Regions from separate parts of the Homo sapiens genome. Here regions 2 and 3 are each linked to region 1. Evidence: read pairs that join two places in POLR2A ChIA-PET (ENCODE). Cell type or tissue: Caco-2. All regions are shown on one strand. Each heading gives the region's core, and the rest is flanking DNA. Links, peaks and the distances in the headings are about the cores only. Region 1 has its middle 62 kb from the start of SCGB1A1. Region 2 holds the start of MTA2 (metastasis associated 1 family member 2). Region 3 holds the start of INTS5 (integrator complex subunit 5).

Region 1 (10,755 bases), core at 2,224-7,223:
TGCAAAAGTAACTGCACTTTTGCATTGTTGAAATTTGCGTTTGATATTGGAATATATTCTTAAATAAATGTGGTTATGTTATACTTTTTTTTTTTTTTTTTTTTTAGACAGAGTCTCACTCTGTCACCCAGGCCAGAGTGCAGTGGCGCGATCTCAGCTCACCGAAACCTCTGCCTTCTGGTCTCAGGTGATTCTCCTGCCCCAGCCTCCCAAGTAGCTGGGATTACAGGCGCCCGCCATCACACCCAGCTAATTTTTGTATTTTTAGTAGAGACGAGGTTTCACCATGTTGGCCAGGCTCGTCTCGAGCTCCTGACCTCAGGTGATCCGCCCGCCTCAGTCTCCCAAAGTGCTGGGATTACAGGTGTGAGCCACCGCCCCCGGCTATATATCACTTGAAGGCGCATTTCTCGCCTTAAGTTTTTTTGCTAATGACTTATTACTTGCTGTTTATTTTATGTTTATTTTAGACTATGGAAATTATGTTAGACCAAAGCAAATTCAAGCTATTTTCTTATTCAAGTTCAAAATGGGTTGTAAAGCAGCAGAGACAACTGGCAACATCAATGCATTCGGCCCAGGAACCGCTAATGAGCATACAGTGCAGTGGTGGTACAAGTTCTGGCCGGACGGCTGAGGCAGCCGGATCACCTGAGGTCAGGAGTTCGAGATCAGCCTGGCCAACATGGCGAAACTCCCATCTCTACTAAAAATACAAAAATTAGCTGGGCATGGTGGCGCATGGCTATAATTCCAGCTACTTGCTAGGCTGAGGCAGGAGAATCACTTGAACCTGGCAGGCAGAGGTTGTAATGAGCCGAGATTGCACCACTGCTCTCCACCCTGCCTGGGCGACAGAGCAAGACTCCGTCTCAAAAAAAAGTTTTGCAAAGGAGACAAGAGCCTTGAAGATGAGGAGCGTCGTGGCGCCAGCCATTAGAAGTTGACAATGACCAATTGAGAGAAATAATCAAAGACCCTCTTAAACCTACACGAGAAGTTCCCGAAGAACTCAACATGGACATTGGACGGTCGTTCAGCATTTGAAGCAAATTGGAAAGGTGAAAAAGCTTTATAAGTGGGTGCCTCATGAGCTGAGCAAAAATTAAAACAAAACAAACAAAAAAAAACATCATTTTGAAATGTCTTCTCTTATTCTACGCAACAACAATGAACCATTTCTCGATCAGATTGTGACGTGAGACAAAAAGTGGATTTTAAACGACAACTGTCGATGACCGGTGGTTGGACCAAGAGAAAGAAGCTCCAAAGCACTTCCCAAAGCCAAGCTTGTACCAAAAGAAGGTCATGGTCACTGGTGGTCTGCTGCCAGTCTGATCCACTACAGCTTTCTGAATCCTGGCAAAACCATTACATTTAAGATATATGCTCAGCAAATTGATGAGATGCACCAAAAACTGCAATGCCTGCAGCCGGCATTGGTTGCAGAAATCACCCAATTCTTCTCCATGACAATGCCCGACCGCATGTCACACAACACTTCAAAAGTTGAACGAATTGTACTACGAAGTTTTGCCTCCTCTGCCATATTCACTTGACCTCTCGCCAACTGACTACCACTTCTTCAGGCATCTCGACAACTTTTTGCAGGGAAAACGCTTCCACAACCAGCAGGATGCAGAAAATGCTTTCTAAGAGTTCGTCGAATCCCGAAGCATGGATTTATATGCTACAGGAATGAAAAAACTTATTTCTCATTAGCAAAAATGTGTTGATTGTAACGCTTCCTATTTTGGTTAATAAAGATGTGTTTGAGCCTAGTTATAATGATTTCAAATACATGGTCTGAAGCCGCAATTATTTTTGCACCAATACTTGAGGGTGGAGGGTGGGAGGAGGAGAGAGAGAAGCAGAAAAGATAACTATTGGGTACTGAACTTAATTCCTGGGTGATGAAATAACCTGTACAACAAGCCCCGTGTCATGAGTGTACCTATGTAGCAAACATTCACATGCACCCCCGAACCTAAAATAAAAGTTATAGGGCAAGTGCCGTGGCTCACGCCTGTAATCCCAGCACTTTGGGAGGCCAAGGCGGGCAGATCACAGGTCAGGAGTTCGAGACCAGCCTGGCCAACATGGTGAAACCCCTCTGTACTAAAAATAACAAAAATTAGCCAGGCATGGTGGCCGGCGCCTGTAGTCCCAGCTACTAGGGAGGCTGAGGCAGGAGAATCACTTGAACCCGGGAGGCGGAGGTTGCAGTGAGCTGAGACCGCGCCACTGCACTCCAGCCTAGGCAAAAGAGTGAAACTCCATCTCAAAAAAAAAAAAAAGTTATAAAAAGCAGGGGGATCCCAGTCAAGCCCTGGGCCAAGGCTTTCCAGAGGTGGTGATGGTTGTGCAGAAACCTGGAAGATAATTGGCTTAGGGGATGGGGGGCCTTCCTGGCCAAGGAGTAACATGTGTATAGGTACAGAGGCCTCTGGAACATTTGAGGAAGCGAAAGAAGGCCAGGGTGGTGAAGCCCGGGACCTGTACACCAAGAGCAAAGGGAAGTCAGGTGGACTCAAAATCCTCCCAGGAATTCCTCTCCGCAGGACTCAGTGCTATCTTAAGAGCAGAGCCCCTGGCCTCCCATCTCCTCCCCCACTATTCCAGGTGGTTTCTTAGAATGGCCTCTCACCACCACCCGCAGCCTCACCCAGCAGATCTGGTCAGGTCTGGTCAGCACACACATTCGCTCTTCTTCTCAGCTAGGGCCCAGGGGCTAAGCAGGAGCTGGGGCTGAGCCCCTGAGGTCTTTTCACACTAAGACTGGACCCTCCAGCCCCTGACAGGGCTCACCCCAGGGCTCCCCAACAAATTCAGGAGAGCAATGATACAAGAATGCCTCTTCTTTGATTTTGTTCTTGTCCTTTACTTCTCCCAAATTATTGCCCCTAGCAATGCCTAGAAAACAGGACAGGGTGCCGGGTGCCGGTGGCTCACTCCTGCAATCCCAGCAGTTTGGGAGGCCAAGGTTGGGGCTTGGAGATGGAGATTGCTTGAGCCCAGGAGTTCCTGACCAACCTAGGCAACACGGCAAGACCTCATCTCTACAACAACAACGACAAAAATTAGCTGGGCATGGTGGCACACGCCTGTGGTCCTAGCTACTCAGGAGACTGAGGTGCGAGGATCGCTTGAACCCAGGAGATCGATCCTCCTGCAGTGAGCCGTGATCATACCACTGCACTCCAGCCTGGGTGACAGAATGAGACCCTGCCTCAAAAAAAAAAAAAAAAAAAAAGAGAGAGAAAAGAAAAGAGCAAAAGAGGAAAATGTACACCATTAATACACCATTAAAAAAATCCCTCCTAGGCCTTTGATGACACTGTTTCACTAATTTTTTTTGTTTGTTTGTTTGTTTCTAAAACAGAGTCTTGCTCTGTCTCCCAGGCTGGAGTACAGTGGCGCAATCTCAGCTCACTACAACCTCCGCCTCCTGGATTCAAGTGATTCTCCTGCCTCAGCCTCCTGAGTAGCTGGAACTACAGACACATGCCACTGCGCTCGGCTAATTTCTTTTCATTAATGTTGACACAGTTAAGATGACAGAGTCTGTCTACTTCAGCACTTATTGTAATAAGATAGTAGGACAACTTTTCTAAGAGCTTTGCTTTCTTTTCTTTTTTTTTCTTTTTTCTTTTTTTTTTTTTTTTTGATACGGAGTTTCCCTCTTGTTACCCAGGTTGGGGTACAATGGCACGATCTCGGCTCACTGCAACCTCTGCCTCCCAGGTTCAAGTGATTTTCCTGCCTCGGCCTCCCGAGTAGCTGGGATTACAGGCATGCACCACCACGTCTGGCTAATTTTGTATTTTTAATGGAGACAGGGTTTCTCCACGTTGGTCAGGCTGATCTCGAACTCCTGACCTCAGGTGATCCGTCTACCTCAGCCTCCCAAAGTACTGGGATTACGGGCGTGAGCTACCCTGCCCAGCCCCTTTTTTTTTTTTAAGAGAGCCATTACTTGGGTAGTTTGGGGTCTGCGAAGTGCTAAAAATACTAGAAAATTACCTGAATATTTTTGTCAGGCCAACATTTTTGTCTTGGGTACAAGGAGGGTGGGAAGTTTGCCAGACTGCTCATAAGCCTTCTATTAAGATGTTTCCCTAAGAACCTGTCACCATGCAGAGGGGAATACCCCATACAAGCAGCAGGTCTCCATCTCCCCAACCAAATGCCTTCCATTCCCTTCTTCCACGACGCACGAAACAGATAAGGCATGAAATCAAAGCTCTCTTTCCAGAACCGGCTCTCCAAGTGGGTGATCCATTCCTGCATGCAATCTTGTCCTTTTGCCTGTTTAACTGTGAAACTATTCTTGAAAGTATTCCAAAGTGGCTTTAGGGAATATTCATATCTTGACTGTTTTTCACTTCAATAAAAAGTTAAGGCAAACTTGGCCCATTCCGGGGAGCTGGAATCCAGAGGGGAGGGAGATGAGGTCCCAGTGCTCCTTCTGGCTGGGTTCTGCCGGATTTATAGGAGGGCCTCACACCCCTCACCCCTGATTTCAAGCAGGAGGGTAGCAGGCAGAGCTTGGGAAGCCTCACCCGGACCCTGCCACCTGCCAGGAAGGTCAGGGCCCTGCTCCCCTGCCTGTGCCCACTGCTGGGAGCAGGCTGGACCCAGTGGCCAGCTGTCCTGGACAGTGACAGCCACAGAACCCTCAGCCCTGCCAATCTTGCCTCGGATCCTTTCTAAATCCCTTTAGCAGTTGATACTTTAGGGGTGGGAGGAAATAAATCTCAAGGGTTAAATTAAATTTCTGCTTGTGACAGAGTTCACTCCAGGTACATCCATTCAGAGGCTAATCAGGCAAACCTGAGATTAACAGAGAAAGGCCTGACTTTGCCAGGCACAGTGACTCACGCCTGTAATCCCAGCACTTTGGGAGGCCGAGGTGGGTGGATCACAAGGTCGGGAGTTCAAGATCCGCCTGGCCAAGATGGTGAAACCCCGTCTCTACTAAAAAATACAAAAATTAGCCGGGCACGGTGGCGGGTGCCTGTAATCCCAGCTACGTGGGAGGTTGAAGCAGGAGAATCGCTTGAACCCGGGAGGTGGAGGTTGCAGTGAGCCGAGATTGCGCCATTGCACTCCAGCCTGGGTGACAGAGCAAGACTCTATCTCAAAAAAAGAAAAGAAAAGAAAAGAAAAAAAAGAAAGGCCTGACTCTTTCTCAGTGGTCCTGGACTCTGAAACCCTGACCTCTGTCCCCAAACAGGGCCTTCCTTCCTGAGCTCTCTGCTATGCAAGGAATTCTGCGTGCAGTTAAAAAAAAAAAAAAAAAAAAAAAACCTGGATTTGCTGCCTTCTGGTCTGACCAAGTTGGAATGCGCAGCGTGAAGAAATGCTCGTTGCCTAGGCAGGAACAGCCATCCACAGGAAAACAGACCTCAGTAAATAATGTCCTCGACCTTCCCCCAAAAGCCCAGAGGCTGCCTCCTGTGAGTAACCGATGAAACCCGAGGCGCTCCTGTAGCTCCTGGGCTGATCCCTCTCCAGGAGATGACTTGGATGAGAAGGAAGGTGCTATGGGCTTCTCTTTTCTTTTTTTGGTTTTTTTTTTTTTGGTTTTTTTTTTGTTTTTTTGAGACAGAGTTTCGCACTTGTTGCCCAGACTGGAGTGCAGTGGCGCAGTCACGGCTCACTGCAACCTCTGCCTCCCGAGTTCAAGCAGTTCTCCTGTCTCAACCTCCCGAGTAGCTGGGATTACAGGTGCCCACCACTGCACCCAGCTAATTTTTGTATTTTTTAGTAGAGACAGAGTTTCACCATTTTGGCCAGGCTGGTCCTGAACTCCTGATCTCAGGTAATCCACCCACCTCGGCCTCCCAGAGTGCTGGGACTACAGGAGTGAGCCACTGTACCTGGCCTTGGGCTTCCCCTTTCTTCCATTTCCCTTGCACCATCTTTGTCTGGACCCTCAGGGTCTCGTCCCTGCCTCCACACCTCCCACCCTCAAACCTACCATTGCTACCCAAAAACCTCCCTAGACCTCAGCTTCTAGCAAGTCACCCTTCAATACTCTTTATTTTTTATTTATTTATTTATTTATTTATTTAGAGACTGAGTCTCGCTCTTTCTCCTAGGCTGGAGTGCAGTGACACGATCTTGGCTCACTGCAAGCTCCGCCTCCCGGGTTTATGCCATTCTCCTGCCTCAGCCTCTTGAGTAGCTGGGACTACAAGTGCCCACCACCATGCCTGGCTAATTTTTTGTATTTTTAGTAGAGACGGGGTTTCACCGTGGTCTCGATCTCCTGACCTCGTGATCGACCCACCTCGGCCTCCCAAAGTGCTGGGATTACAGGCGTGAACCACCGCGCCTGGCCCTTCAATACTCTTTAAAGTCTGAGTTCTTCAACCCTCTGCCTTGATGTTAAGACCTTTTACGATCCATCTCCGCCCTCTTGCCCCATCTCCCCCACCATTCCCCAATGCATGCCCTGTGTCGGGTGAGGTCAGTCTCTCTTCCCTGCTGGGTCAGCCATGCTCACTCCATCCCTGGCCCGTCACTCATGTTGTCTACATGTGGAGCTCTCCTTCAAGGCCCAGCTCATATCTCTCTTCCTCCATGAAACCTTCATCAAGATGTATTTAGGCCGGGTGCAGTGGCTCACATCTGTAATCCCAGCACTTTGGGAGCCCAAGGCGGACTGCTCACTTGAGGCCCGGAGTTCGAGACCATCCTGGCCAACATGGGGAAACCCCATCTCTACTAAAAATACAAAATTTATCCGGGCGTGGTGGTGCGTGCCTGTAGTTCCAGCTACTCAGGAAGCTGAGGCAGGAGAATCATTTGAGCCCAGGAGGCAAAGGTTGCAGTGAGCTGAGATCGCGCCACTGCACTCCAGCCTAAGTGACAGAGCGAGACTGTCTCAAAAAAAAAAATGTAGTATTTAACAGAAAGGACTCTGGAGCCCCCCTGGGTTCAAATACTGGCTTTGCCCTTCCGTTCTCTCAATGACTTTGGGCAAATTACCTAATCCTTCTGTGCCTCAGATTCCTCCACTGCCAAATCGGGATATAATTGCACCTACTCACGAGAGCTACCGTGAGGATGAAATAAATGACATCACATAAAGCATTTACGCCATGCCCGACACATAGAAAGCACCTCAGAGGGTGAGTGCTTACTGTTACCTGAGCATGCCATCCCTCCCTCATACTCTTTTCCCCAGAATGTCTCCATCTAGCATGGTAGAGACCACACCTGTCAAATTCATCTTGTACTGCTCACTGCAATTTCATGTGTAGCAAAGAGGAACAGGAACATTTTATCTGTAATCGTAGCATCGATAAGCAATAGCTTATTCATGAATGTAAAATATTCCTCATTCGTAATGTGCAGAATAAGCAGGAGAACTGGCCCTGCTTCCTCCTGGTATAATTTAACCCTTAAGAGGCCTAGGAGGAAAAAGACAGGGCAAACTATCAGGAACACAAAGACACACAAAAACGTCCACAGGATGGTCATTTGAACACCAAAAGGACAATCATTTGAACGACATGGTTTCACACCAAGAAGCACTGCCTGGAGAGTGACCTGGTCAGAGGTGGGAAACTCCACCAGCATCTGTTCCTCCTGAAAGTGAACAGCAGCCGAGTGACAGAAGACCCCGAAGGCCCAGGGCCCAAGGGACGCTACGTGGCAACAGCATCGGGGTAGGGTGGGCTGCAGGCCTTCTGCTTTACCAGAAGAATGCTGCAGGCTCATGAATCAATCAGTTCAGAGCTCAGGATGATACGGGAGTCGGGGGCCACTCAGCCTTTTCTGGCCTCCATTCCTTCAGCTTTAATTTGAAGAGAACTGGTGGAAACAGAGGATCACTAACAAATCATCCAGTTCTGAAATTCTGTCCTGTGCCAAAATGATCTACACAACACTCTCTACATAGATCAAGAAAGGGCGGGCCGGGCGCGGTGGCTCGCGCCTGTAATCCCAGCACTCTGGGAGGCCGAGGCGGGCGGATCACGAGGTCAGGAGATCGAGACCATCCTGGCTAACACGGTGAAACCCCGTCTCTACTAAAAAAAAAACTACAGCCAGGCGCGGTGGCTCACGCCTGTAATCCCAGCGCTTTGGGAGGCCGAGGCAGGCGGATCATGAGGTCAGGAGATCGAGACCATCCTGGCTAACACGGTGAAACCCTGTCTCTACTAAAAATACAAAAAAAATAGCCAGGCGTGGTGGCTGGCACCTGTAGTCCCAGCTACTCCAGAGGCTGAGGCAGGAGAATGGCGTGAACCTGGGAGGCAGAGCTTGCAGTGAGCCAAGATTGTGCCACTGCACTCCAGCCTGGGCGACAGAGCAAGACTCCATCTCAAAAAAAAAAAAAAACAAACTACAAAAAATTAGCCAGGCGCGGTGGCGGGCGCCTGTAGTCCCAGCTACTCCGGAGGCTGAGGCAGGAGAATGGTGTGAACCCAGGAGGTGGAGCTTGCAGTGAGCCGAGATCGCACCACTGCACTCCAGCCTGGGCAACAGAGCGAGACTCCATCTCAAAAAAAAAAAAAAAAAAAAGAAAGGGCATGCATAGAGCAGTGTTCAAAAGAAGGGATGGCTGGGTGCAATGGCTCACACCCATAATCCCAATGCTTTGGGAGGCTGAGGCAGGAGGATCACTTGAGACCAAGAGCTCAAGACCAGTCTGAAAAACGTAGTGAAACCCCATTTCTACAAAAAAAATTTTTTTTTAATTAGCTGGGCATGGTAGCACACACCGGTAGGTAGTCTTAGCTACTCTGGAGGCTGAGGCAGGAGGATCACTTGAGCCCAAGAGTTGGAGGCTGCAGTGAGCTATGATCATGCCACCACACTACAGCCTGGGTGACAGAGTGAGACCCTGTCTCTGAATAAATAAATAAATAAATAACAAGAGAGACGCCATAGGTCAGGGGAAGGAGGGCTTGCTACTTTATGTAAGGTGTCAGAGAAGATCTCTTGCGAGGTGACATTATAAGGGGAAGACTTTGTCAAGGGGAAGAACATTCCAAGCATAGTTCACAGCAAATACAAAAACCCTGGGATGGAAGCTTGGCTGCCAGATCAAGGAACAGCAAGGAGCCCCTGTGGCCAGAGCTCCATGAGGGAGGAAAAGATGGGGTCTGAAGAGCAGTGAGGGCCAGGTGGTATGGAAGCCTCTACGCTACCACGAGCACTTAAGCATGCTTCCGAGTGAGATGGGGAGCCACGGAAGGTCATGAGTGAGGCATGGCAATACTTGACTTAGGTTTTGTTTTGTTTTGTTCTGTTTTGTTTTGTTTTGTTTTTGAGACAGAGTTTCGCTCTTGTTGCCCAGGCTGGAGTGCAATTGCGTGATCTCAGCTCACCACAACCTCCGCCTCCCGGGTTCAGGCGATTCTCTTGCCTCAGCCTCCAGGGTAGCTGGGATTACAGGCACGCGCCACCACACCCGGCTAATTTTGTATTTTTAGTAGAGACGGGGTTTCTCCATGTTGGCCAGGCTGGTCTCGAACTCCTGACCTCAGGTGATCTGCCTGCCTCGGCCTCCCAAAGTGCTGGGATTACAGGCGTGAGCCACCGTGCCTGGCCTTTGACTTAGGTTTCAAAAAGATTAATTGGCCGGGAGCAGTGGCTCACATCTGTAACCCCAGCACTTTGAGAGGCCAAAGCGGGAGGATCGTTTGAGCCTAGGAATTCAAGACCAGTCTGGGCACCATAGTGAGACCCTGCCTATTTACAAATAATTTTAAAAATTAGTCAGGCATGGTGATGCATGCCTGTACTGGGGCGGCTGAGGTGGGAGGAGTGCTTGAGCCCAGGAGTTTGAGGCTACAGTGAGACGTAATCCCAACAGTATACTCCAGCTTGGGTCACAGAGTGAGACCCTGTCAAAAACAAAACAAAACAAAAAGGATCAATCTTGCTGGGCGCGGTGGCTCACACCTATAATCCCAGCACTTTGGGAGTCCGAGGCGGGCGGATCACAAGGTCAGGAGATCGAGACCATCCTGGCTAACACGGTGAAACCCCGTCTCTACTAAAAATACAAAAAATTAGCTGGGCATGGTGGCAGGAGCCTGTAGTCCCAGCTACTCAGGAGGCTGAGGCAGGAGAATCGCTCAAACCTGGGAGGCAGAGGTTACAGTGAGCCGAGATTGCACCACTGCACTCCAGCCTGGGCAATACAGCAAGACTCCATCTCAAAAAAAAAAAAAAAAAAAAAGAATAACAGAAGGCCGGGAGTGGTGGCTCATGCCTGTAATCTCAGCATTTTGGGAGGCCAAGGCAGGTGGTGACACCTGAGGTCAGGAATTCAAGACCAGCCTGGCCAACATAGTGAAATCCTCATCTCTGCTAAAAAATAACAAAAAATTAGCCAGACATTGTGACATATACCTGTAGTCCCAACTACTCAGGAGGCTGAGGCAGGGGAATCACTTGAACCTGGGAGGCGGAGGTTGCAGTGAGCCGAGATTGCACCACTGCACTCCAGCCTGGGTGACAAAGCAAGACTTTGTCTCAAAAAAAAAAAAAAAAAAAGAGAGAGAGAGAAATGAAATGAAATTCTAACACAAAATATAACATAGATGAACCCTGAAAGTGAAGTAAGCTAGACAGAAGAGGACAAATACTGTGTCATTCCACTTATATGAGGTACCTAGAGTAGTCAAATTCATACAGTCAGAAAGTAGCAGCCAGGCATGGTGGCTCACGCCTGTAATCCCAGCACTTTGGGAGGCCGAGGTGGGTGGATCACCTGCGGTCAGGAGTTCG
Region 2 (10,755 bases), core at 4,093-9,092, 120 kb after region 1:
TCAGTCCCCCATACTTCTTCCAGTAGATCCAACAGGAAGCACAGAGGCGGCACTGCATGTTAGGTGGGCCCCAGGCATACCACTGAGCAGACTGTGTGGCTGTAGAGTACGGAGAGGAGGGGGACAGGGAAGAAGCATACTACCTAAGCCCCTCAGATTCTTGAGCCACAGCAGGCCTTCCACCCATCCCCACCATCCCAGTGCCCCCGTAACTCACTGTGGCAACTCTCACAAGTCAGGCCCTTCTGAAATCCAGCCCCATTCATGCCAGGTTTTGAACCCACAGAAATGATCTGGTTAGGGTTTGGCTTAGTGCTAACGGGGAAGGCGAGGAGAAGGGAAAAAAACAAGAAACTGGTCAAGGAAAAGAATCAATTTCCACTCTCAGTGTGCCCCTACCTCCTGCCCACCCCCAATCACTGAGGAAGGCACAAGTTAGGGGAAGGGAAGGAAAACACTCTGGTCTCCCCTACCCACCACACTTACTAGGTGGGAATGTAGACCTGTTTCAGTTTGCTGTCTGCTTCAGCAGCTTTCAACCTTTTCTGTAAGAAGGTAAAAAGAAAGAGAAGGATCAGAGCCTCATAGCAGGGAGAATGTCATCAACTTCAAAGGCAGAGGTCAGCAGGTAGCCTATGGTCCACCCTCCCCAGCCCAGATAATACCTGCTGAATATACCGGTCTGTGGTTTTCCACATGTAATAAAACTGGACTATGCTGGCAAGTGACTTCCAGGGTAGCTAAGGGGGGCAGAGGGAGGAAGAATGAGCTGGCATCTGGCCCCAGGTCCTGGTTCCCTCACCTGTCATCTCTCCCACTTCTCCTCCTAGTGCCATCCACTTACAAAATCCTGGCGAATATCATTGAAGTCCTTCCCATACTTCTCTAGGGCCTCCTCAAATAGCATGGCCTCTGAGGCTGACCATTCCTCCATCTCATCCCGACACAGCACCGGGCCTCCCTGGGGTACCAGGGTCGACATGGCCTTAGCCAGGTCGTAGCCGTTCCTTTGCAAGGTATCCATGGCGTGAAACTATGGGGAAGATGGAGAGCAACTGAGGACCTGAAACTTTTGGCACCACTCCCTTCCTGCTCCTTAAAACACTCCCACTCCCGGCCGGGCGCGGTGGCTCACACCCATAATCCCAGCACTTTGGGAAGCGGAGGCGGGCAGATCACGAGGTCAGGAGATCGAGATCATCCTGGCTAAAACGGTGAAACCCCGTCTCTACTAAAAATACAAAAAATTAGCCAGGCGTGGTGGCGGGTGCCTGTAGTCCCAGCTATTCGGGAGGCTGAGGCAGGAGAGTGGTGTGAACCCGGGAGGCGGAGCTTGCAGTGAGCTGAGATTGCGCCACTGCACTCCAGCCTGGGCGACAGAGCAAGACTCCTCTCAAAACAAAACAAAACAAACAAAAAAAAAACACTCCCACTCCCTCAGAGATACCCTCCTCTTCTGTTCCCAGGCTCTGCAAGTCCCCAGAAAACCCAGCCTGCCCAACTACCCACCAACTTCTGCTCACCAGAGTGATATCTCGGGAGGCAGCAGCTGCACTCATGTGCAAGCTTGGCTGCCGAATGGAGCTGCTACAATCTAGGGCTCTTGCAAAGGTTCCCACAGCTCTAAGGGAGAAATTGAGAAGTCAAAAGCGAAAGAAAAGTCAAAAGCCCAAGTGGGCTGGGAAATTAAGCCAAAGGAGAAAGAAGGAAAACATCCATGGCAATGAAAGAAATAAAGTCCATCTCTAAGAACCATGGGACTCAGAACAATGTCCACACCTCCCCCAGCCCATCTTCCCTATCCACCCACCCCTCACCGGGCCACCACAAGAAACTGGTCGATCTGCCGGTCTGTGAGAGGGTTGTCTGGGTCCCAGACCTTCATCTCCATCTTCTGCTGGTTCCGATTATCAGATTCTCCTGGGGAAAAGAACAATGGCATCAACAGGGAGAGGGCAGGGGGGAACAGTTGGTGTCTTTTCATTCACAATAGCACCTCCTCCTTCTCTTCTTCTGCTTGGATTCTATCAACTCTCCGACTTCTCTTCCCAACTGTTCCCATTTTCCCTTTTCAGGTTCCTACAGGCCCATTCTGTCAGGGTCATGGCAGAGAGCCCTGCAGACAGTGCACTGCACAACCCCAGGTGACGCCATTCACAGAGACTATAATGTTAAAGTGCCCCTTGGAATTAGACAACCTGGTAGCCGTACAGTCTTGTCCTGTTGCTTACCCTCTACTAGGCGATCTGGGATCTCAGCTTGGTATTTGCAACCAACTCTAATCTCGCCCTGATCAGCGAGAAGTGTCTTCTGCACGGGGTCAAACACCAGTGAGTAAAAAAAGCAGTCCTGGAATTGGGGAGAGACAAGGTAAGCAAGGCAGCAATCCACATAGGCGGCGGGGAGGGAGGTGTATCTGAGTTTCCATGACCGGCAGTCTGGCAACCCTGTACCTCATCATTGTGCTCCTTTCCCCCTCTCTTTTGCGGGCAATACCCATTCCCCTCGCTCTTCTCTCAACATCTCTTTCTCACCTCCTTTTCCAGGTACTGGCTCAAGATATCTGTCTCATTCAAGAGGGTCACACTGCATTTCCCCCTATAGGAGAGAGATTGGAAAACCCCGGTGAGCCCCACTCTCCCTCCCCACAGCATCTCTCAATACCACCTCCTTCTCTCCATCTTCTACGTAAGTGCACGCAGGCTATGCTGGCCCCAGTTGTCCTGTACCGTATGTGGGTGGCTGGTAATGATTCAAATTGCCGAGAAAGAAAAAGTTCCCGGTGCTTCAGTTGATGGCGCTGCTGCTCAGACACCCCTGGCTGCTTTGATTCCTCTTCAAACTCCCCTGGGAGATTAAAGAGGAAGAAACCAAGTCAGAAATGGATCCAGCAAAACACCACCCTGGAAACTCTAACTCAGGGAAAATATTTCCTATCTTGGCTGTTTTTTTCTCACATTTCCCAGGCGTCTGCCTTCTATACCCTTATCCCACCAGCTTTCCTTCTTAGCTCTATGCCCCATCATAGATGCTCCCAACTCTATCAGTAATGCTTTTAGAGAAGAACTGCTGAGAGTACGAAGAATGCTCTAGAAATACATCGCTACCCAGCTGCCAGTACTCAGACACCAAAGTCCACAACGGGCCAGCAAGAACATCACACTTGTCTCTTGCTTGCTAAACCAGCCTGAGGTCCAGGAACTCAAGATGAAAAAATATCACACAAGACTGTGTTTACCAGTTCTTTTCAATTTCAGGAGACTCTTTGCTCTAAAACATCACATGCAGCCCTAACTATCCCTCATTTTCTACTTGGCTAATAATAGTTCCTGGGGTTTCCAAGGACAACACCTCTCAAGCCAGTGCCAACACCTTCCTCCCCAAGGAGCTGCAGCTTGCCCTGAAACCTAGCGGAAGGGGTTAACCTGGCTAGGCGCCAACCAAAGTGGGAGGGAGCAGAAGAACCTCAGCCCCAGGCTCATTGGTGTATTGTTCCCAACCTCAGGGAGAAGGGGGGGGTTGTGCAGTAGGCTCCACCCCTCGCTTGTGTGCTCCGGAAACCCTGTGCTGAGGCAAGGGGGACCACACCCCCAACACCCCTTCTGATTGGACAAGGCCAAGGTCAGCCCCTGCCAGATGGGGCTGGAAACCCTAAAGGGCCAAGGAACTTGGTAAGCTGGGCTCCTCTTTAACCCCTTCTCACCCAGAGCAGTCTGAAAAAGGAAAATAATTTAGAAAGGTGGAACAAAAGGAAGGAAAAAGAAAACCAAAGCAGGAAAGGAAAAAGAAGCTAAGGAAAATATGTTTTTTAAAAAAAGAAGATGAGACCTTAAAGAGAATGAAGATAGGGCAAAATGAAAAGGGAAAGATGTAAAATGGAGGGGGGCGGGCGGGGAAATGGGCGAGGTGAGAAATTAAAAAGCGCAAGAAAACTTCCAGCCATCTTCTAACTTCCAGGTACTCTCATCACCTTGTGATTACAAAATAAGCCTGCTTCTCTGTTACGCAGGCTTCTCAGTACAATGTCTTCCTCTTCACGTTGACCTTCAGTCATCACCTACTGTCTCAATGTACCCCAAACTGCCCCCCTTTAGAAAACCATTGTTTCTCTAAAGCTCGTCCTCATACTCTAAATGTTATCATCTCTCTCTTACTCTCATATACAAACCATATTATCGCTTTCCTTATCACAATCTCTCCACCCTGCTTCCAACCCCAACATGTAAAAACAGGCCTCCCTCCTCAGGCCAGGCATTTCCCACCCCCAAACTCACACCTCTGCCTTGGGCATGCTACCAGGGGAAATACCTGCAGGGACATGCCCAGGCCTCAGATCATGGGTAGGAGAAAAAGAAAGGGAGGAAGATACTCACTGGCATTACTATCAGCCAGGCTGTTGAGGCTACTAGAAATGTCCCTGCGCCGGAAAAGACAGACAACCTTTGCCTCCACATTTCCATTTGCAGTCTAAGGGGAGGAAAAAAACAAAAACAAAACAACGTAGCAGTGGAAATTGATCATCTGGGAACAGAAATGCACAAAGAGACAAATAACAGTAAGTTTCAGAGGGACCTAAATTAAAAAGCCCAAGAAAATATGAGTAAAGACTTACATTCAAGGATAGACTTCCAAATCCCTTTCCTTTGCCCCCAAGAGACAGAATAGTAAAGTTCCTGCTAACCTCTCAATAGCCTTTCCTGAATACATCCAATGAATGAATGAACGAATATGAATGGGTACTTAGTATAGGATCCTCTCTTCCACCAGAAGTTAGAAACCTCAGAAGAGACCACTGCGGGAGGGAGGGAGAGGGATTCTGCTCCACTCACCTTGTTGAGCTCCTCAATCCGTCTAACCAGGTAAGGATTGCTGGAAGAGTTCTCAAAATAGACGTAATCTGTAAGGGAAGGGAGGGGGGAGAACCACGAAGATCAGAGGAGATGGGAGACGCAGAGCACCAGGGTAGGAGAGAAAGTTGGCCTGAGTGGATCAAAAGGAGATAAGGATTCAGGTAGAAAGGGCGCTGAGATGTGAAAGTGGACAGACTAAGAGAAAATAAGGATGTCCCCCATCCCCACCGCACCTAGTTCTAAAATTAGATCCTTTACTCAAAAGAGAGCCTTAAGGAACAGGCAAGAAGCAGGGGTTCCCCTGCAGTCCCCACAACTCAGCGATGAGTTGCACCCCAGTCGCGGCGAAGTAATTGTCCGCTCTAGCGCAGGGCCCCTACCTTTTCGAATCGAGGCGCACAATAACGCCTGGGAAGAGGAAACCTCCGGGCGGCTCCCCCGCGGTGGCAAAGCCGTCGCCCCAGCCCCTCGCGTTCCCTCCCTACCCTGTCAGCTCCTTCGGAACCGGTTCCGAAGGCCACTCCGTGCCCCGGGGAGCCCCTGACGCAGCCCCGAAAGTGCCGTCGGGGCTGCCCGCAGCTTCTCTCTGGGAGTCTCGGAGCCCTGCCGCGTCGCGGTTCCCCGCACCCTCTCTCCTCGTCTCCCGGTTCCGGTTCCGGTCCGCGCTCCGGTCCACGCTGCCCCATACGCTGCGCCTCGCGCCACCCGGTGCCGAGCCCCTCAGGTCCCTACCCCAACCTCTCCCGCCCCGGGCCCCGTATCCCTGCGCCCGGTACTCACCTCCCACCCGGTACATGTTGGCCGCCATGGCCGTTCCCGCCGCCGCCTCCGGCCGCACAAAGGGGTCCGGGAGGCTCGCGGGGGCAGGGCTCGGCTCGAGGCAAAGCCCCGAACGGTGGGCTGCCGCTTCGAGGGAGTCTCACTGGGGCCCGCGCAGCCGGCACCTCCGCTGCCTCAGCCGTCGCGGTTCATCCCGGCCCGCGCTGTCGCCGCCGCAGCTATCGCCTCACTCCCGGGACGCTGAGGCTGGCCCCCGTCCGCTCGGCTTCTTCCGGAACGAGCTCGGCTCCTGCCAGGCCAGAGCCAGGCTCCAGCTACCCCCGCCCCCGCGGAGTCCCACTAGTCGTTGGGCTCTGCCGGCCGCAGGGAAGGCTTGCCGGGCCCGCCTCAGGGTTCGCCTCCTTCCGGAACACCTTCGGCCGATCCGGAGAACAAGGCCCACTGCTCGGCTCAGGTCGGAGAGCGAGACCCCGCAGATCGGCTACTTCCGGAAGAAGTTCGGCTCCTGTCGGGCAACCGCTCGGCTATTTCCGTCGCAGCTCGGCCCCACCCCCTTTTCCGAGGGCGGGAGAGGAGTCGGGCTTAACTCTGTCCTCGCTGGAGCCCTGCAGCTCCTCCTCGCGCCCCAAAGACTCGCGCGCCTTAGCGCTTCGCCAGGTTATTTGCAAGCGGCTTTGCCTGTCATTTGCATAAATGGTCTACGCTCCCTTACCCTTTCCGCACGCCTCTTTTCCTTCGTCCCCACCCCACAGAGCCCCGGAGGCGCCCGGCAGCGCCCCACAAAAGCACCGGGAGGCGACTTTGGTTCTGGTTTATTGCCCCTCAGCAGGCAGCGGGAGTCAAGGCCTAGGCTGGGGCTGCCCGGCTCAGCCAGCGGGTCTAAACAGTGTGTGCAGGGGCGCCGTTCGCGCCCTCCAGGAAAATGCGCGATCGGGAATGTCTCGAAGTCAGTCCAGGAAAGAGTCGGCCCCTAGTCGTGGGGGATTGGGCCAGGGAAGGGCAGGGCGGGGCGGGGCCACGCCGCCGGGCCAGTCGGTCCCGCCAGGCAGCGATCAAACGTCGAGGGAGGAGGCGGGGGACAGGGAGGGGGTTCGAGAGGGCGTGGCGGGCGCCGGCCCCGCGCCCCCAGCGCCCAGCACTCGCCACTGGAAGATGCTGGCGTCCTTGCCGCCCAGCGAGACGAGGTGCGAGTCGTCGTGCGTGAATCGGACGCTGGTCACGTGGCTGCCGTGGCCCCCGTACATGCGGCTCGGCGCCTGGGCCGGAGGGAAGAGTTGCGGTGGCGGCTGAGCCCTCGGGCCCACCGGTCCCACCCCGGCGATCCCCGCGGCCTCACCTTGGCACGAGCGCACGGGTACTGGAAGAGATGCACTTTGCAGAAGTCGTCGGCCACCGCCACCACGCGCTCGTTGTGGGAGCGGCACAGGGAGTTGATGTCGGTCCCATCGGAGCCGTCCGGCCAGACGCCTAGCACAGCGGCCGGCCTCAGCCCGACCTCCTACCCACCGCCACCCACGGCCCAGAGCTACACCATTTCAGGCGCTCCGGCAGCCGCGGCCACCCACTGCCGCGTTCCAGGCAAGCCTTCCCGGTCCCGAGGGGCCTCCTGGGCTGGATCTTCAGGTTTCTGGACTCTCACCCAACGACACACGCCCAGCGTTCCAAGCCCAAACTGGGCTCCACCTTGTCCCCCACCCTTCCAGCAGGTTTCCACGCCCCTGCTCACCGTAGACGTGAAAGCCCAGCACACAGGTGTAGGTAGCCCATTCCCGGTCTCGGCTCTCATAGCGATTCTTCAGCTGCTTGCAGCCTCCAGCCACGTCCCCTGGGGAGAGGGAGCCCGCCCAGCTCAGCTCTCACCCTGCCCTCAGTAGGGAAGATGCCAGGGAAAGCCAGACTGGAAAGACTGGCATGAAACCCGGCGATGGCATGTGATCTGGTCACCGTAGTAGCATCACCTCCTCCCCCTGTGAAACCCACCCTGTGTGCGTCCTGTCCTGAGCTCTGGCTGAAGTTCTAACAGCTTCCACGAGTTCCTCCTCCCTAGATAAGTCAAGTGCTCCACACTTGCCCTGAGAAACTTTTCCCAAACAATCTTTTCTTAGCGCATTTTTGAACTCCCTCAAGTCAACAAGACATGGTGTGAAACTAGTTGTTTCCAAATCACGAAATTTCTCCTACATATAATTCCAACTCCACTTTAACCCCATCTCCACTTCCTTATCTAACAACACCTCTAACAGCCCCCCCTACACAAAACCCACTCCAATTACCCTCTCCCCATGTCCTGCTCCACTGCCACTCACAGTAAAGAATCTCATAGTCCCCAGAATTGGACATGATGAAATTCCCATCCTTGGACCAGTCAAGATGAGTGATGAAGCTGGAGTGACCCTGGGAGCAAAGGTCAAGAGTTTTAAAGTATCCCATCCATTTCCCATCCCCAGAGCCCCCTTGATGCATCAGACCCCTGAGTTTCGCAGCTGTTATCATGCCCCACCACACACCCCAACTTCCTCACCATACAGCGGCCAAAGCGGCTGGATTTGGCACCATCACTGGAAACACTATAGATGTAGATCACGTTGTCATGGGAACCAATGGCCAGGTACAACCCATCTGCAAATACAGTCACTCAGAGAGGGAAGGGCCAGGGACGCATGTGAGTCCAGGGTTGGGGTGGCTCCCACCTGGGCTGTACCGGACCACTGAGAGCTGCTCATTGCCATCAATGACATCAGACACGATCTCTCTGGTCTCTGTGTCCAAAACCAACCACCTGGAAGGGAGGGAAGTGGAGGCAGATAGGAAGACGAAAAGGCAGGATGTAAGGAGACCCCCAGGGAGGCCACCCTGGGTAGGCTTGGGGATGGCAAATAAGAGAAGCTCAGAGACACACACAGAAAGGCTCTGATGTAGAAGACAGGTCACAACTGCATTCTTCTTTTTTAGTTTGTTGTTGTTGTTGTTGTTGTTTTGAGACAGAGTCTCACTCTGTCACCCAGGCTGGAGTGCAGTGGCAAGATCTCAACGCAACCTCCACCTCCTGGGTTCAAGTGATTCTCATGCCTCAGCCTCCTGAGTAGCTAGAATTACAGGTGCGTACCACCATGCCCGTCTAATTTTTGTATTTTTAGTGGAGACGAGGTTTCACCATGTTGGCCAGGCTGGTCTTGAACTCCTGACCTCAAGTGATCCACCCGCCTCAGCTCCCAAAGCGCTAGGATTACAGGCGTGAGCCACCGCACCTGGCCACCACTGCATTCTTATGCTGAGAAATGGGAAGGAGCTAAGTGTGGATAAAGGCTGAGGGGCTTCTGATGTCGTCTGAAAAAGTAATCTGAAACTACAGACCAGGGGCCGACTACAAAGGCACTGTGCAAGCTGGAAGCCTGTCACTTCCCTGTGTTTGTCTATGCCCCTCCCATTCCCACTGTTTCTCTATCCTGGGCTGCTGCCTCCTCCACTCCCAGGCTTGGAGGAGACACTGGGTTGGGGGAGGGGGAGAAACAGTTACCACAGAAGAGGAGGGGAGCCCGGGTGGCAGGGGCTGCAGGGAGAGGCACAGAGGAGTGCCAAGGCGCAGGTGGCTCCTGGGTAGAGGTGGTCACTCTCGCCCACTCCCCCAGTACCAGGAACCCTTCCCAGTCCTCCCTGCTTTCCCTCCTGGGAGTCCTGGCTCTCTCTCACCTCCCCGTGTTCAGTCCTACGGCCACAACTGCCCCACTCGGGTGGAAGTCAGCACAGAGACCAGTCTCCTGGGAGAGGGGAGAAGGTGAATTCAAGATGATGTCTTTCTAGTGAGGGAACCAGAGTGAACCCCTTGTCCTCCTAACTTCAAAGCCACTTACTCCCAAGGAGAAGATGGGAAGAGAGGGAAGGGATACCCGGGTATCACTGGAGCCTGAACAGGGAGTGATACCAAAATATTTAACCACAGAACTGATGCCAATAGCTGTGCTGGAGATTAACCATTTAGGTGCTGGATCAAGAGGAAGTCTGAGGGGTTCTGGGGGCGGCAGGGAGTGCCCAGGTGGTACTAGAAGCATCAGCTTTTACCAGTCAGTACAGAAAAATTAATATTTGAGTAGCCAGTGCAGCCATACCAGTACAAACTGGCCACCTCTGGGAGGCAGAAGGCAAGGTGCTGGGGAAGGCGTGGTGGCCACAGGTGTCCTGGTGGGTGTGGCATGGGGGATCCAGGGGCACAGGGCTCTACCTTGAGGTCGATGCTCCAGGCCAGTGCATGGCTCTCCCCATCCCACAGGCAGAGCTGCCGGTCGTGGCCGCAGGTGAGGAAGCGGTTCTGGGAGGGGTGTGTGCAGAGCCCCCAGAGCTCATCAGTGTGGCCCTGCAGCACAGCATGACTGTCACTCCTGCCCCTCTCTCACACCCCTTTGTCCCTTCCTCCCCTGAGCCCTTAACCCCCAACCTGGATTACAGGGGAGAAGCCCTGGGCCAGGTCTCCCCTCAGCAATGCATTCTTCGTGGTTCCCACCAGCAGCTCAGAGCCAAGCCCTTCAGCAATGGCTCGCACGGCCCCGAAGTGCTCGGGAATCTGCAGAGTGGTAGCAGAATGTCAAGAGCCCACTGACTATTGCTCTTCTCCCTCACTCCCTTGACCCCAGCCCAGCCCTCACCTCAGCCTCCTGGAGGGCCACCAACCCGGGCCCCCACTGTACCAGCCGGCGGTCCCGCCCGCCACCACTCAGCACTGTCCCGTCCCTCCGGAGACACAAGGCGAAGATAGAACCTTCATGAGCGTGAGCCTGGGCCACAATCCCATAGGTCTCTGTTGGCAAAGCCCCAGGTAGATCATGTTTTGGGGGTGCAGGGGAGTGAGAAACAGGGCCAGCTTGGCTGTCGCAATACAGTAAGAACTCCCAGCCATTGCATGCACTGACTACTATGTCTCATCCTCATACTGCCAACACATCTGTTATTCTCCCCATTTTACAAACAGGACAACTGAGACTCACAGAAATGAGGTAACTTCCTAAAGGCAAGGCAACTAATAGCAAAACTGGAATCTGAACCTGAGATCTGGCAAACACAAAGCTCCAGCCGTTTCTCCTTTGCTGTGCTGCCCACACGCTTCTAGACTAGCCCCCAAGAGAACTATCAA
Region 3 (6,062 bases), core at 1-5,000, 170 kb after region 1:
ACAGGGTCTCTCTCTGTCACCCAGGCTGGAGTGCAGTGCCAAGATCACAGCTCACTGCAGTCTCGAACTCCCAGACTCAAAGCATCCTCCCATCTCAGCCTCCTGAGTAGCTGCAACTTCAAGCACATGCCACGACACCCAGCTAACTTTTTAACCTTTTTATAGAAATGAGGTCTGGCTATGTTCCACAGGCTGGTTTCATGGCCTCAAGCAGTTTGCCCACCTTAGCCTCCCAAAGTGCTGGCATTACAGGTGTGAGGCACCATGCCTGGTTGAGAATGTTTATAAAGCACTTAAGTTCTGCAGAAGGATGGCCTGAGGGAAAAAAAAGCACTTAGGTTCCATACCAGATTCACACTAATCACTCAATAAAAGCTATGTTTCTTTCTCCCCCCGCCCCGAGAGGGAGTCTCGCTCTGCCGCCCAGGCTGGAGTGCAGTGGTGCCATCTCCACTCACTGCAAGCTCCACCTCCCAGGTTCACGCCATTCTCCTGCCTCAGCCTCCTGAGTAGCTGGGACTACAGGCGCCCGCCACCACGCCCGGCTAATATTTTTTTTTTTATTTTTAGTAGAGACGGGGTTTCACCGTGTTAGCCAGGATGGTCTCGATCTCCTGACCTTGTGATCCTCCCGCCTCGTCCTCCCAAAGTGCTGGGATTACAGGCGTGAGCCACGTGCCCGGCCAAAAGCTATGTTTCTTTCAATGACAACAGTAATAATATCAGCAACAGATAACTCTTAGAATATATCAGGTACTCTTTTAAGTACTTTGCGTGTATTATTTCAATCCTGACAACAGTTCAATAAGTTAGGTACTATTATGATCCCATTTTACAGACAAATCAAGGCTGGCTTCAGTGGCTCACGCCTATAATCCCAGCACTTTGGGAGGCCAAGGCTGGTGGATCGCTTGAGCGCAAGAGTTCAAGACCAGTCTGAGGAACATAGTGAAACCCCATCTCTACAAAAATAATAATAATAATAATTAGCCAGGCATGGTCGCATGTGCCTGCGGTCCCACCTACTGGGGAGGTTGAGGCAGAAGGATCACTTGAGCCCTGGAAGCAGGGCTGCAGTGAGCCAAAATCACACCACTGCACCCCAGACTGTGTGCGCCGTCAAAAAAAAGAACGAAATCAAGGTTAAGCAATCAGACTATATGCGCCATGAGTGTAGGAACCATTTCTGTGCTCTTCAACACTGTATCCACTTCTATTGAAGTACACAGTATATGGAAGGTAGTCAATAAATATCTGTTGAGTTGACTATATTTGTGTTTCTATAATATCTGCTTTAAAAACATTTCCAGGCTGGCTGAGGTGCCTCACGTCTGTAATCCTAGCACTCTGGGAGGCCAAGGAGGGTGGATCACTTGAGGTCAGAAGATCGAAACCAGCCTGGCCAACAGGGTGAAACCTCATCTCTATTAAAAATACAAAAAAAAAAAAAAAATAGCCAGGCATGGTGTAATCCCAGCTACTCAGGAGGCTGAGGCATGAGAATCGCTTGAACCCAGGAGGCGGAGGTTGCAGTAAGCCGAGATCACGCCACTGCACTCCAGCCTGGGAGTCAGGGCGACCATCTCAAAAAACAAAAACAAAAAAAAACACACCTTTCCACTTTATCACCTTCTACCACCACCCCCGCCCCGCCCCATCCCACAACACAAGCACCTTGAAATCTCTTAATGGGAAAAAAAAAAAATTGTAAGCACCTTATTAAGGGCTCTCCCTCCTAACATCTGTTTCTTCCCATATTCTGCAAAATCTTAGTCACCTACCACCACATCAACCACCACCACCTACTCAGCACCCTCAATGTGCTTGGACATCAGGGTGTCCCAGGGCACAGAGTAATAATGCTTTTCAACCCTTTCCCTCCTAAAACATATATGGGTTCAGTCTCAGAGGTTCAGAAGCCAATGTTATGGGAGGTGGCAAATCCCCTTTCTCTTATCGCCTTTTCTGTCAAAGAAGACAGCATCCTCTAGGTGCTGATAAGGCTCTAACAGTGCCATTCCTCTGTTTCCTCCAAAAAACACCCTAATATAAGGGAATATCTCAGCCGGACTGCATTCTGTTTCTGGGCCTGGGTTCTCAGGGAGTCTCTATGAAGTCAGGACACTGGGTTTCCTAGGGTCAAAAATGGCCAGGGCAGCTGGGTTCCCAAGAGTTCAGATACCCCCGACTCTTGGGAGAGGAAGCCCGGGGTCGAGGGTAGTTAGGCATTGGAGTCTAGCGAGAGGCAGGCCCGAGGTCGGGAGGGCGGGCACTGGAGCCCTGAGTTTTGGTGAAGCAGTCCCTGAGTTCTGGGAGGACCTGACCAAGAATCTGAGAACCCTGACGTGAGTTCTCGAGGTAGGATCCGGGTTTCTACCGAGAAGGCTAGGGATCGGCGCGGGGCCGCGCGATGGGGGGAAGGTGCCAAGGGCTCTAACTACCTGAGAGGCGCGGGACCGTGGGTGGCCGGGGCAGGCCCAGGTGGCCCTGGGGCCCCGGGAGGGTCGCACAGCGCGGACATCCCGGAGCCCGAGCCGAGCCCGAGGCGCGAGCGGCGGAGCGCAGGCGGCGCATGCGCGCTGACAGGAAACGCGAAAGGAACCAGCTACCAGGCCTCGCAGGAAAATTAATCCGGCGATGTCCTCGACCCTCTTACATTAGTTCCGCACCCTGTCGGAGTCCCAGAGCATAATCCCGGGACGATGATAGCAGGAAGCCGATTCGCCCTATATGCAACCACTTTATTCAAAAGCCTATTGACATACAGACTAGGCCGGGCGCGGTGGCTCACGCCTGTAAACCCAGCACTTTGAGAGCCCGAGAGGGCGGATCACCTGAGGTCAGGAGTTCAAGACTAGCCTGCCGTCTCTACTGCAAATACAAAAATTAGCCAGGCGTGGTGGCTTATGCCTGTAATCCCGATTACTCGGGAGGCTGAGGCAGGAGAATCGCTTGATCCCGGGAGGCAGAGATTGCAGTGAGCCGAGATCGCGCCACTGCACTCCAGCCTGGGCGACAGAGCAAGAGTCCCGATAGACACACACACACAGAGAGAGAGAGAGAGAGAGAGAGAGAGAGAGAGAGAGAGAGAGAGAGAGAGAGAGAGAGAGAGAGAGAGAGAGAGAAACTAAAACACTCACAGGGGTATTTTAATCATTTTTCCTAACGCCAAAAATACAAAATGTTCAACTCAGGACTTTTTTTTTTTTTTTTTTTTTTTGAGACGGAGTCTCGCTCTGTCGCCCAGGCCGGACTGCGGACTGCAGTGGCGCAATCTCGGCTCACTGCAAGCTCCGCTTCCCGGGTTCACGCCATTCTCCTGCCTCAGCCTCCCGAGTAGCTGGGACTACAGGCGCCCGCCACCGCGCCCGGCTAATTTTTTGTATTTTTAGTAGAGACGGGGTTTCACCTTGTTAGCCAGGATGGTCTCGATCTCCTGACCTCATGATCCACCCGCCTCGGCCTCCCAAAGTGCTGGGATTACAGGCGTGAGCCACCGCGCCCGGCCTCAACTCAGGACTTTAAAAAAATGAAGCATAGGAAGGTTTTTTTGTTGGTGTTGTTGTTGTTATTGTTGTTTATTTTGTGACCGTGCAGTGATAGGATCACCCCTCTCGGCAGCCCCGACCTCCTGGGCTCAAGACATCCTCCCACCTCAGCGTTCTAGGTAGCTGAGATTACAGGCGTGCGCCATCACACTTGGCTACTTTTTAAATATTTTCAGAGTTAGGGATTTGCATGTGGGTGGGGCGAGTGTCTCGCTATGTTGCCCAGTCTGATCTCAAACTCCTGTCCTCAAGTGATTCACCCACCTCAGCTTCCCAAAGCACTGGGATTACAGGAGTAAGCCACGCACACCCGGCCAGTCTCTCTTTGTTTTTGTTTTGTTTTGTTTCGTTTTCCTTTTGAGACAGAGTCTCACTCCCTCACCCAGGCTGGAGTGCAGTGGTGAGATCTGAGCTCACTGCAACCTCCACTTTCCAGGTTCAGGAGATTCTCCTGCCTCAGCCTCCCGAGTAGCTGGGACTATAGGCATCCACTACCAAATCTGGCTAATTTTTTTATTTTTATAGAGACAACGTTTTCCCCTGTCCGCCAATCTGGTCTCAAACTCCTGACCTCAAGTGATCCATCCACCTCAGCCTCCCAAAATGCTGGGATTACAGGCAAGAGCCACCGCACCCAGGCTTTTTTTAAAATCTCATTCTGTCGCCCAGGCTGGAGTGCAGTCTCGTCTCTGCAACCTCCACCTCCCAGGTTCAAGCAATTCTCCTGCCTCAGCCTCCCAAGTAGCTGGGACTACAAGCATGTGCCACCACGCCCAGCTAATTGGAGACATGTTGGCCAGGCTGGTCTCAAACTCCTGACCTCAGGTGATCCGCCCGCCTCAGCCTCCCAAAGTGCTGGGATTACAGGTGTTAGCCACTGCACCCCTCCTACAAAAATACTTTTACGAGAGAGAGAGAAAAGGGAAGAGAGAAAGCAGAAAAGAGATGGAAAGAAGAGAAAACTCATAAAAGAAAAAGAAAAACTAAGAAAGAGAAGGAGGGAGAGGGAGCCCAAAACAAATTGGGCTAGCTAGCCTGAAGATGTCCTCCCAGTAGCAAGTATGAATAACATCCTTCCATCCGTCTTCATTATTTAAGCTTCTCTCTCTCCCACAGCTTCCCAGCATAGGGACCTTCGTCTAACTCACAGCCCCACACCTGCCAGAGATAGAGCTTGCTAACTGTAAAGGGAGCCAGTACACCTCATCAAGAGCCCTCACTCAAGCCAGTGTACCTAGATCAGGTTCCAGCTCTTCTACCTACTAGTTGTATACTTTACTTAACCACTCCATAACTGTTCCTTCTTCTGGAAATGAGGAGGTAATATTAATAGTACAAATACCTCAAAGGGTTGTTACGAAAATTGAAATGAGGTAGTATGGTCATTGTATAGCACTTGGTGCCAGCAATGGTAAGCACTAGATAAGCATTAGCTATTTTTATTATGTTTATTGAATGAAACAGAAAATAAGCTGCTTGACAATAGAGACTTGGCCTATTTTGTTAAAAGCTATATCCTCGGGCTGGGCGTGATGGATCATGCCTATAATCCTAGAACTTTGGGAGGGCGAGGCAGGGGGATCACAAGGTCAGGAGTTCGAGACAAGCTGGCCAACATAGTGAAACTCTGTCTCTACTAAAAATACAAAAAATTAGCTGGGCATTGTGGCGCCCACCTATAGTCCCAGCTACTCTGGAGGCTGAGGCAGGAGAATCCCTTGAAACCGGGAGGTGGAGGTTGTGATGAGCCAAGATTGCACCACTGCACTCCAGCCTGGGCAACAGAGCGAGACTCAGTCTCAAAAAAAAAAAAAAAAATTAGCCAGCGTGGTGGTGAACACCTGTGATCCCAGCTACTCAGGAGGCTGAGGCAGGAGAATCGCCTGAACCCGGGAGGTGGAGGTTACAGTGAGCTGAGACTGCACCACTGCCCTCCAGCCTGGGCAACAGAGCAAGACTCCGTCTTAAACAAAACAAACAAAAAAACAGAACCTACTACATGCCAGGCAGACACTGTTATAGGTGATGAGGATATAGCAGGTTTTGTTGTTGTTGTTGTTGTTTTTGAGACAGAGTCTCGCTCTGTCACCCAGGCCGGAGTGCAACACCATAATCTCGGCTCACTGCCACCTCCACCTCCTAGGTTCAGGCGATTCTCCTGTCTCAGCCTCCTGAGTAGATGGGATTCCTAGCGCCCGCCACCACACCTGGCTAATTTTTATATTTTTTAGTAGAGACGGGGTTTCACCATGTTGGCTAGGCTGGTCCTGAACTCCTGACCTCAGATAATCCACCTGCCTGGGCCTCCCAAAGTGCTGGGATTACAGGCCTGAGCCACTGCGCCCAGCCCTCATGCATGATTTTGTGTTTGTTCTTAAATTTTATTTACTTAAATTTTTTAAATTCGAGATGTTCCCCAGTCTGGTCTTGAAATCCTGGCCTCAAGCAATCCTCCCACCTCAGCCTCCCAAAGTGCTAGAATTATAGGCATAAGCCACAGTGCCCCGTCTGTTC

What was found. ChIA-PET counts read pairs that join two places held together with the same protein. Peaks named below come from ENCODE experiments on the same cell type or tissue, not always from the same donor. Only the 100,000 strongest peaks of a DNase experiment are listed, where the experiment ranks them.
Region 2: POLR2A ChIA-PET joins it to region 1 with 14 read pairs; 7 of 35 experiments call an interaction of 5 or more read pairs at or near these places.
Region 3: POLR2A ChIA-PET joins it to region 1 with 13 read pairs; 6 of 35 experiments call an interaction of 5 or more read pairs at or near these places.

Annotation. Positions count from the first base shown.
Region 1 is chr11:62,475,519-62,486,273 of GRCh38, forward strand. It overlaps a transcript of AHNAK not described here. Among named protein-coding and RNA genes, the nearest start is that of SCGB1A1, 62 kb to the left of the region's middle. In Caco-2, for the core only: no CTCF peak of the experiment used is centred there; DNase peaks (open chromatin) are centred at 2,593, 4,913 and 5,273.
Region 2 is chr11:62,595,793-62,606,547 of GRCh38, forward strand. It overlaps MTA2 (metastasis associated 1 family member 2), which reads right to left and starts at 6,073. Exons shown (of 18, transcript NM_004739.4): 1 at 5,631-6,073; 2 at 4,830-4,897; 3 at 4,374-4,467; 4 at 2,730-2,847; 5 at 2,535-2,598; 6 at 2,232-2,349; 7 at 1,818-1,920; 8 at 1,524-1,623; 9 at 845-1,033; 10 at 666-740; 11 at 487-545; 12 at 218-315; 13 at 1-99. The coding sequence starts at 5,658. It overlaps EML3 (EMAP like 3), which reads right to left. Exons shown (of 22, transcript NM_153265.3): 13 at 10,271-10,422; 14 at 10,063-10,188; 15 at 9,850-9,981; 16 at 9,321-9,388; 17 at 8,321-8,409; 18 at 8,152-8,249; 19 at 7,937-8,024; 20 at 7,357-7,455; 21 at 6,967-7,097; 22 at 6,426-6,886. The coding sequence ends at 6,683. RefSeq lists enhancers at 3,211-3,350, 4,944-5,654, 5,089-5,138, 6,519-6,568, 7,077-7,786 and silencers at 5,389-5,468, 5,549-5,648, 5,719-5,768. In Caco-2, for the core only: no CTCF peak of the experiment used is centred there; DNase peaks (open chromatin) are centred at 6,169, 6,699, 7,029 and 7,309; H3K4me3 peaks cover 3,411 bases.
Region 3 is chr11:62,650,729-62,656,790 of GRCh38, forward strand. It overlaps INTS5 (integrator complex subunit 5), which reads right to left and starts at 2,574. Exons shown (of 2, transcript NM_030628.2): 1 at 2,442-2,574. The coding sequence starts at 2,521. RefSeq lists an enhancer at 1,985-2,744 and silencers at 2,317-2,516, 2,807-2,896. In Caco-2, for the core only: no CTCF peak of the experiment used is centred there; a DNase peak (open chromatin) is centred at 2,683; H3K4me3 peaks cover 1,613 bases.